2 separate regions of the Homo sapiens genome follow, and region 1 is linked to region 2. Evidence: chromatin loops called from intact Hi-C (ENCODE). Cell type or tissue: endothelial cell of umbilical vein. All regions are shown on one strand. Region 1 holds the start of MMP15 (matrix metallopeptidase 15). Region 2 overlaps CFAP20 (cilia and flagella associated protein 20).

The links. Hi-C counts contacts between places; a loop is a spot of excess contacts. Peaks named below come from ENCODE experiments on the same cell type or tissue, not always from the same donor. Only the 100,000 strongest peaks of a DNase experiment are listed, where the experiment ranks them.
Region 1: a loop joins it to region 2, with 9 times the contacts of the local background. A loop is called at or near these places in 109 of 110 quality-filtered maps.

The regions. Positions count from the first base shown.
Region 1 is chr16:58,024,214-58,029,213 of GRCh38, forward strand. MMP15 (matrix metallopeptidase 15) reads left to right here and starts at 1,541. Exons shown (of 10, transcript NM_002428.4): 1 at 1,541-2,299. The coding sequence starts at 2,138. RefSeq lists enhancers at 150-737, 738-1,323, 1,556-2,105, 2,656-3,205 and a silencer at 1,550-1,689. In endothelial cell of umbilical vein, no CTCF peak of the experiment used is centred here; DNase peaks (open chromatin) are centred at 1,678, 1,968, 2,038, 2,248 and 1 weaker place; H3K4me3 peaks cover 2,782 bases.
Region 2 is chr16:58,120,030-58,125,029 of GRCh38, forward strand. The region is part of intron 1 of CFAP20 (cilia and flagella associated protein 20); the gene reads right to left. Among named protein-coding and RNA genes, the nearest start is that of CFAP20, 6.9 kb to the right of the region's middle. In endothelial cell of umbilical vein, a CTCF peak has its summit at 2,066; DNase peaks (open chromatin) are centred at 482, 1,292, 1,972 and 4,042; H3K27ac peaks cover 616 bases.

The DNA of each region.
Region 1 (5,000 bases), 96 kb before region 2:
ATTTTTGTATTCTTTGTACAGATGGGGTCTTGTCATGTTGCCCAGGCTGGTCTTGAACTCCTGGGCTAAAGCAATCCTCCCACTTCGGTCTCCCAAAGTGCTGGGATTACAGGCTTGAGCCACTTTACCTAGCCCCAAACTTTTTAAAATTGGCTAATCGGGACTAAATATCATGAAAGAGTGCGACGTGGTCGGTTAAACAAGGACAACCCCGTTGTCCGTGTCTGAAGACCACTGCACATTTCCCAAAAGCAAATTTCGAAGTGGAGAATTTAGAAACCAACTTCCCAGATGAAGGATCCCACAGAGAAGTGAGTCCGTGGAAATGATAGAATCGCCCGGTTCCTTTCTCTAAACTCCGACTTCCTTTCCCCAAGGACATCCCAGGAGGGTTCAAACGCGCCCTCTCTAAGGCACTCTGCCAGGTCTCCTGATTTCCAGTTTCCGGGAGGTGAGGCCGGCTAGGGTGCCCCGAGGGCCTGCTCTAGAGAAAACCGCCCTCAGGTGAGGACGGCTTCCATTTCCGGGTCTGAAGATAAGGAACAGCTTATCTTCGGTCTCCGCCCTCCTGCCTGCAACCCTCACCCACTGACCACGCCGGCCAGTCCGCCGCGCCAGGGCTGCCCTTGGCCTGGTCCCCGGGTCTCGGTGGACCTTCGACCCGGGCCTCCCAGCTCTGGCCTCCTGCATCCACCCCGCCCCGACCTCAAGCTGCTTCCGGAATAGAATGAAATCCAGCTCGTTAAGCTTCGCGGGGAGGTGTGTCCACCCGCCCCGCGCCGACTCCGGCCGCACTGTCGCACTTCACTCGCACCAGCCAGTGGCCAAAGTGCTTGGGCACCTATTGCGCCAGGCCAGGAGCCGGAAGTCTTACCTCGCCCTCACCCCAACTCTTTGCCCCACGTTCCCGATAAGAACATGGAGGCTCGGAGAGATTAATTTGCCCACGTGCAAGCGGCAGCTAAGGGGCGGACGCGGAACTTGAACCGTGTCCCTCCTAAACCTGCCCCTTGTCCGCCGCAACGCGCCCTCGACGCGCACAAAACCCTCACTTTGCTACTGAGGAAAGTTATTCAATGGCCAGAGACACCCTGCGGCTTTTGAAAAGAGGTTTCAGGCTGACAAATATCCATATATACATATATATTTATATTTAAGCCTAAAACGACTCTTTGATCCCTCCCCTAAGACCTCCTTCCCGTCCGCCTAGGCCTCGGTATCCCCCACCAGGTATGAGAAGGAGGAGTCTTCATTCTTCCCAGGCGGGGAGACCACGCCTTCCCTGCCTCCTCCCTCCGCGGGGGGTCGCGTTGGAGGTCACCCCCGCCCCCTAGGCGCTGGGTTGGGAGTGACGCGGGGTGGGCTGGAGAGGTTTCCTGCCGTCTGGGAAGCGTAAACGGACCGCCCACCTGTCGGGCCTCGGCCGCCCGCACCTGCTTGTGAGAAGCCTGCGGCTGGGGCACCGCCCCCGGTCCCCGCCCGGGTCCGCGCATTGGGAGCACACTGGCCCTTTAAGAGCGCGGCGGCCGCGGCGCGCGGGGAGGAGGGCTGGGAGCGCCCGGAGCCGCGCTGAACTCGCCGGGGACGTCGGGCGCCCGCTCCTTGGCTGGCTCGCTTGCTCTCTCGCTCGCTCTCTCGGGTCGGCTCCCTGCGCCTCCTCCCGGGACTGCTTGGGGACCCGGGCCCGGTCGGGCGCGGCGGCGAGCAGAATCCCCGTGCAGGAGGCGCGCGCTCCGGGCAGCGCCCGGCCCCGGGCATGGACAGAGGGAGCTGGGCGCGCAGGGAGCGCCGCGGGACCGGGCGGCCGGAGCGCTGAGCCAGACAAAGGCTCCGGAGTTGCGCTTGCTCTCGGGAGCCGGGCCCCAGGCGCTGGGCGCCGAGGCTGCGGAACCTCGCCGGGGGCAGCTCCGGTCGGCCCCCTTTCCCGCCGGCTGGTTCCGAGCTCCCGGACCTGCCCTGCCCGCTTCTCCTCGGGCTTGGGAATTTGCCGAGGCGACCTAGGCGGCTCCGGCGGGGACCGGGAGCCCGAGGTCCGCGGCGCGCCTGCCGGGCCAGGAGCCAGGGAGCGTCGCAAGTTTCCAAGGCGCGTGCGAGGATCCGGCGTGCAGTGTTCCGAGCTGGGCTGGGCGCCGAGAGCATGGGCAGCGACCCGAGCGCGCCCGGACGGCCGGGCTGGACGGGCAGCCTCCTCGGCGACCGGGAGGAGGCGGCGCGGCCGCGACTGCTGCCGCTGCTCCTGGTGCTTCTGGGCTGCCTGGGCCTTGGCGTAGCGGCCGAAGACGCGGAGGTCCATGCCGAGGTAAGACCCCCGCCCTGCCCTTTGGCTGCGGGCTGGGGGCTTGGAGGGAGAGGCGCCACGTCCGCAGGCTGGGACTTGGAGGTGGAGGGAGCGGAGACGCGCCCCCTGTTCTGGGCCGTGGCGGGGAAGCAAGCGGACTTGGCAGTCTGCCCCTCCCCAGCTCGCCCTCTGCAGCGCACCTCTTCGCAAACCCTTGAGGGCGCAGGGCCTCGCTCTCCTCCCCGCTACTCCTACAGCCCTGTTCTGGGCACTGAGCCCCCACCCCGACCCCCTTACATTCAGCCTGTGTCCCGGGAGCCGCTTCCGCCGCCCCCAGCCCTTGCCTCCCCTCCTTCCTTCCCTCCAGGGCAGCCGATTCCTCGAGAGCCCGGCTGGCGCGCAGTGGCGCTCTTTGCGAGTGGGGAGGGGGCTGCTCTCGGGGACAGCCACAGGCGGAGCAAGAGCTGGGCGGCTGGGCAACTGCGCTCCTGCCCAGGTGGCCTCCCGTCTGGGTGATACCGAGCCGCGCACGGCGGGCCAGGATGGAGGCGGGGGGATGGGTGCAAACGGCTGAGGCAGCGGACTCGGGTTGCGGGGGCGCTTTGGCGACTTTCTGCGCTTTTGCGAGGAAGCCTAGGCACGCCCGGGCGGGGTCCTAAGGACGGACCCTGCCTCCCACAGCGCTTCCTCCCAACAGCGCCCCTACGTCGAAGCCCTGGATTCGAGAGGGTGGACCCCGCGCCTCTCTTCGCTAGGAGCCCGCTTGGCGTCCCTCCCGGGGCCCCGCTCTGGATGGGTCCCGCGGGTGACCAGGCGCGACATCCCGGCGTAGAGCCGAGTCCAGCCAGCGCCCCAGCTCCATGGTGTCTCCCGAGCGAGGACACCGAAGGCGCCAGCTTTCTTGCCCCAGAGCAAGAGCAGGGTCCACTCTTCCCCGACTTCTAAGACCTGCGCCCTGCCCCAGATAGGCGGGGAGAGGACTTGGGCGGGGAGTAGGGAGAAAGAACCACCCCGGAGCCGCTTCTGAACGGTGCTCAGGCCTTGGTGCCCTTGGGCTGCCCGGGCTGCGGGCCTGAGCGCCGTTTCTATTTGCAGCTCAGCTGGTGCTCCCTCCCTGGCCCACGGCGGCTTTCCCACCTCTCCGGGCTGCCTGGGAGATTTTTCCGATGGAAGCTTGCCCTTCCCCGCCCTACTTTAATAAAAGCATAGAGGAAGGGCAGGGAATTCCTCCTGGGCTCGAGTTACACCTCCCAGCCATTTCCCCACCTGCTCTGCCCTCCCTCCCTGGCCTGGCCAGGGAGAGCTGAAGGAGGAGCCAGGCCCTGGTGGGAGGCAGGATAGGAGCCCCGCCCCGACCCAGTCTGGCCACCCTCCCCCACCCCATTCACACAGGCAGGAGGAGCTTTAGGGGGCTCCTGTTGGTGAGGATTACCCCTCAGCCTGTGACCCAAGTACTGGGCGGAGAGTGCCATTTGGGCCCACCTGCCACTCTGGGCTGGAGTGCCAAAGAATTTCAAGTCACAGTCCCACCATTGAGTTTCTAATCTACTTAGGGATGGCGTCAATACATAGGAAGCAGTGATGGAATTCAATGGCCGTGCATTGCTAATGGCATCCTAGCTGGCCAGGAGCTCAGGGGTGCAGGGACCTGTAGTTGGAGGGGCTTCACTCTCTCTCTCTTCTGCTTTTCCAGTTCCATCTCACCCCTACCCCAACTCCCCAGCTCAGGGAGTGCCCACAGCTCGATGCCGCCAGGGAAGAAGCCATGGTTGCGTTATCACAAACCGTGCTCCTGATCTGGAGGTTGTGACTGTCCTGGAGCCCTACTCCTGGGGAAACACTTGGGTTGGACCTGGGCAGTGACTGGAAGAGACCCCGGAAGGTTTAAGGAGCCTTGAATGTTGGCAGCCATGCAGATAGAGGGCTAGAGACAGGTGGAGTGTCCCAGCTCCTACAGTTGGCTTTGGGTACAGGCTGCTTCTAGGGTCCCATCAGGTCTGGCCACATGTGGGCCCAAAGAGTCAAATGGCCTCAGCAGCCAGCCCATCTGCCGGGGGCTGTGGCCTCAGACTCCTGGGCCTGGCCTACACCCTGTGTTGAGCCTCCCTTCCTTGGAGAAGGCTGGCTCTCTCATCCTCACCCCAGCATCCACACAGCCTCAGGCCTCCAGTAGGGTCACAGCTGGGACCTTCTCGGAGCAGCTTGGCAGCTGAGCCAAGGCCAGCCTCTCTCCACTTCCTCTCTCCCCTCCCAGGGTGGAAGCCACAGGACTTTCACGAGGCTGAGACATCAAGGAGCCTGGCATGTGCTAGGAACTGACAAACACCTGCAACCTGCCAGGCCCTAGCCCACCACTGAGCTGCCACGTCCTATCCCACATTCTCCCTTGGATGTCCAATCCCAGTCTGTAGCCATTCCGGGCCAGATCCCCACCTGGCTGAGGTGCTCACTGTTGTTCCTGCCCTGCAGGGCTGAGAGTCTCCAGGCTCACCGGGGGAGCTCTTATCTCACCTGCCTCCCCCTACCCCCTCCTCCCAGGCACAATTCAGGTCCTCAGCCTGCTCTGTGGAGGTGACTCAGGCTGCCAGAGTTCACAGGGGTGGTGCCACCACCACCAAAACCGATCCACCCGCCTTTCCTCAACAGGCCCACGAGTATCTTCCTAGCCCCTACCCAGCCACTGAGTAGATGAGGCAGCGGGGGTGGGGGCGTTGGGAGGGGG
Region 2 (5,000 bases):
CGCCATCTCATGTTCCCAACCTAAGTGGCGATATTCCTCCTGTATTTTCTGTGGAAAACCAAGCAGATTCAGTGAAGAAGGAATTAATGAAGAAATCATTTCCAACTAATGCGAGCAGCCCTACTGATAAGAGCTGGCAGTATTCCAACAAGATGCAAACACTACTTTTATAACACACCACTAATTATTCTCAATAACATAACCATTCTTTAAAACGGGACAAACTGCAAAGAGCAAATAGACAGTTAAATTGACAGGATTAAGAAGTAACTTGGGCCTGAAAACTGCTATTGCTAAAAAGCAACATGTTGCTATTGATCCACCCTTATTTAAAGCATGCCCTCAAATTTCACATCACTCAAGCTCTCTCTGGCCAGTGTCAACAAGAGGCCTCCCTCAGTTCCAGAAAGACCAGCCAGATCTCACAGGGAGAAAATGTTAGGGAATCTGCCTTCTGCCCATCTCAAAGTTTACGACTTCCCTGGAACTCCAGCAGATATGACCTATTCAGGTCTTCACAGAAGAAAACAAAGCCGTACAATGCACACAGAAGCCAATGCAGGCTGGAAGCTGGATAGACTGTAGTATTCCTGCACTTCTGCCCAGAGGCAAGCTAACTTTTAGTTGGATTTTCAATAAATTACTAAAGAGATTTCTTTTTCTCCCAGTGTTACTAGATAACAAACACACTCACAAATTTAAGTTTTACAAAATGAATGAATGTATTCCACAAAACAAGGGAACTTGGAGGGGTCAAGGCAACTTTGTTGAAGGAATGCCCATCAGTCTCTCTAGATTTTGAACCTGGCTGGTGGTAAGACAAACTAAACAGAGCTTTTCCCCAAGAGACTGTTTAACCCCCGATGAAGAAAAACACAAGTATCCCCATGTGAAAAGTCTCCAGAGGTTTGAAATCAAATTAAGTGGATTTGTTAGTGAATTGTGATTTTTCTCCTTTATTAAGTTTAAAGGGCTGCAAATACAAACTCACTGGAAAAGAGTAGCGTGGAGGTGGTAAGGGCGATCAATCAGATATGTGCATTAGAGGGTAATTTCCCAAAGCCTCTTCTCTAGGCTCTAAAACTAGGATCAAAGGGGAGAGGCGACAGGCAATTTGGGGCAAAGGCTCCCCACCACCCTGGCCATGTGGCTGTCATTGCCTAATATTATAAAGGTCTTCCAGGAAAGCAACCGTCTCCTAAAACCAGCTTCTGAAAACAGCATACAGGAAGATACATGTCTCAGAAAGTATCAACGTCCTTTCCTTAGCTCCTTCCAGTTCAGAGGTCACTGGGCAGGCGTGGCTTTGGGATGAAGATAAAATGAACTGCTCAGCATTTATTGCTCATGGCGGAAGCAGGTTTTAACATGTTCTGTCCTTCTCTAGATCACAAAGAGCCGACTGTTTTTGATTTGTTAATTCTTTTTCATTCATGACACATTCCCACTATCAAAGTGTGGCCTATGAGTGCTTTATTCCTCAAAAAAAATAAAATAAAAATAAAAATCTAAAGCCAATATTGTTTTATTTCATTAATTTCCCCTCCCCTGCCCATGAGCTGGAGATACTCAAAGAGCTTCAGAATCCAGTTACTGGCAATTACAGATCATAATGGTTCTCTGCCTCTGCAGACAACAGAGGTGACCAAAGCTTCAGGCCAGTCTTACAATCACTCTCCCAGGCTTTCCATGGTTGCTAGGGCAACTAATAAAGAACACCGATTTCTCTCCCTCCCCGCAATGTAAGCCTCAGGGAGGTGGGTCAAGCTGAGGGAAAAAAAAAATACTACTACTGGGATAGGGAGGGAGCTGGTGGATGCTGTATATTTCTATGACTGCTTTAAAAATAACATGAGTTGTATCCATTCCCTCCCCCAACTTTCATTTTTCTGGCCCCACCCACTCAGCCTGGCAGGCAGCTGAACCCTCAGCCATCTGGCATCCTAGCTTTAATGACACATGCTCTAATTTACATTAAACCATTAGAGCTGTCCATTTCAGCAGGAAAGTTCCTGCACTGGGTTAAGGGCTGGGTTCCCAGACAGAAATTAGGCAGAGGGAGACCCCTGTGGGGAGAACTGAGCATAGCTCCGACTCAGACTCCCAGGCTCCAAGGGTCAAAGGCTTCACTCCCTTCGCTGTACTTGACAGGGGCTATCCAGACAGCAGACAAGCAACTCTGGGCATACACCAACAACCCCTAAGTCAGCGTAAGGACAATTATGTGCACAGCTAAGAAAAGGCAAGTGTAATTAAAACCCATGTCTTCGGACGGGCGCGGTGGCTCACGCCTGTAATCCCAGCACTTTTGGAGGCTGAGGTGGGAGGATCACCTGAGATCAGGAGTTTGAGACCAGCCTGGGCAACATGTGAAACCCCATCTCTACTAAAAATACAAAAAAATTAGCTGGGTGTGGTAGCGCATGCCTGTAATCCCAGCTACTCAGGAGGCTGAGGCAGGAGAATTGCTTGAATCCAGAAAGAGGAGGTTGCAGTAAGCTGAGATTGTGCCATTGCACTCCAGCCTGGGTGACAGAGCGAGACTCTGTTTCAAAAAAAAAGAAAAACAAAACCAAAAAACCATGTCTTCGTTCAATTACAGTAAAACCTGACTCAGAATAATGAAGAACATTCTCCAAGTCAGAAAAAAAGTTTTACCACCTTTATGTCCAAATACACTCAATTCTACTACTGAAAACAGCACCAATTTAATTTTTATCAACAAGGCATGCTAACTAAAAACTAGAATGTAGGAAATTTTTTCTGAAGAGAGACTTTATTTTTAAAATTAGAACAGGACATGGGAATCTAACACTATCCAGCAACAGCAGAAGACTCTGGTCTAATATTTAGTCTTGGAGTAGGGGAGAAACAGCAGCAGCTGAGAGAAAGACAGGGTGACAGGAAAGACAGACAAAGGCGTTTTCATGAATTAATGCAATCTCATCTCATGTACTTTTAGGATACTATCTTGTTTTTTTTGAGACAAAGTTTTGCTTTTGTTGCCCAGGCTGGAGTGCAATGGCACCATCTCGGCTCACCGCAACCTCCACCTCCCGGGTTCAAGTGATTCTCCTGCCTCAGCCTCCCGAGTAGCTGGGATTACAGGCATGTGCCACCATGCCCGGCTAACTTTTGTATTTTTAGTAGAGACGGGATTTCTTCATGTTGGTCAGGCTGGTCTTGAACTCCTGACCTCAGCTCGCCTTGGCCTCCCAAAGTGCTAGGATTACAGGCGTGAGCCACTGCGCCCAGCCAGGATTACTACCATTAAGACCGAAAATTGGCTGGGCGCAGTGGCTCACGCCTGTAATCCCAACACTTTGGGAGGCCAAGGCAGGCGGATCACGAGGTCAGGAGATCGAGACCATCCTGGCTAACACGGTGAAAACCTATCTTTACTAAAAATGCAAAAAATTAGCTGGGCGTGGTGGCGGGCGCCTGTAGTCCCAGCTACTCCGGAGGCTGAGGCAGGAGAATGGCGTGAACCCAGGTGGTGGAGCCTGCAGTGAGCCGAGATCGTGCCACTGCACTCCAGCCTGGGGGACAGAGCAAGACTCTGTCTCAAAAAAAAAAAAAAAAAAAAAAAAAAAAAAAAAAGACTGAAAATTACAGCATGTTTTACACAAGTATAAGTGGGAACAGAACCTCCTGGTATTTTCCTTACAACCAGAAGTAATGTTTACATTAAACGTAAGAGTCTTTTAATAAATATAAGATTTGCTGGTCCCAGATGTCAAGGTAACATTAAAGAAACCCCTAATTTCTTCTAAGCTGTTGGTTTAGAAACTTACAAAAGCTTCTATCAGGAAACTGTATAGCCAGGAATACAGACCTTAAGAAGCTAATAATGTCAAGTGTGATAAGAAAGAAGTAAATTAACTTACCCTGAAGAGTTAAGGAAGGTCACTCTGAGAAAGGCCTTTGAACTGTGACTGGAGCCTAATGAAAAGATGGGAGTGAGGCTTGTGGGGTGGTGAGGGGCAGCGCCCAGCAGAAGGACCAGGAAGTGCAAAAGCTTGAAGGTGAGAGAACAGGACTTCCTTCAATTCAGTAGGAGGCTACTACTAAGAGGGGGAACCGGGTGAAGTGAGTCCCGCCTGGAGAACAAGTGAAGCAGGTGCCAGAGCATGGGTTATGTGGCCTTAGAGCCACATTAAGGGCTTAGGGCTGGGCGAGCCACGGTGCAACAACTAAATTCTTCTCATTTCAGGAGTCTGGTTTTACAGTACTTCCTATTCCTAGAAATCTGGATGGTGGGCTAAGTTCAAACATCTTATTTTAGTTTTGAGCAAATTCCTCAGTCCCTGCCATATTTAATTCTGTATGTCATTACTTATAAAGTACTAACTACAGTCATGCATTGCTTAAGGATGGGATTACGTTCTGAGAAATGCCTCATTAGGCAGTTCCATGGCTGTGTGAATATCAGAGTGTACTTACACAGACTTAGACAGTACAACATCCTACACACCCGGGCCATATGGTATAGCCTATTGCCCCTAGGCTACAATCTGTACAGCATACTACTGTACTGAATACTGTAGGCAACTGTAACATAATGGTACGTATTTGTGTGTCTAAACATAGAAAAGGTACAGTACTGTATAAACGATAAAAAGTGACACAACTGGATAGGGCACTGGCCATGAGTGGAGCATGCAGGACTGGAAGTTGCTCTGGGTTGAGTCAGTGAGTGAGTGGTGAGTGAATGTGAAGGCCTAGGACATTACTGAACACTTTGTAAACACAATACACTTATGCTACAATACATTTATTTTATTTAGTTATTTAGTTAGTGCTGGGATTACAGGCATGAGCCACTGTGCTTTAGTTATTTAGTTAGTGCTGGGATTACAGGCATGAGCCACTGTGCCTGGCCAGACTACACTAAATTTATTAAAAATATTTTTCTTTCATCAATAATAAATTAACCTTGGCTTACTGGAACTTTTTTACTTTATAAACTTTAAAAATTTTAAAAACTTTTAGACTATTTT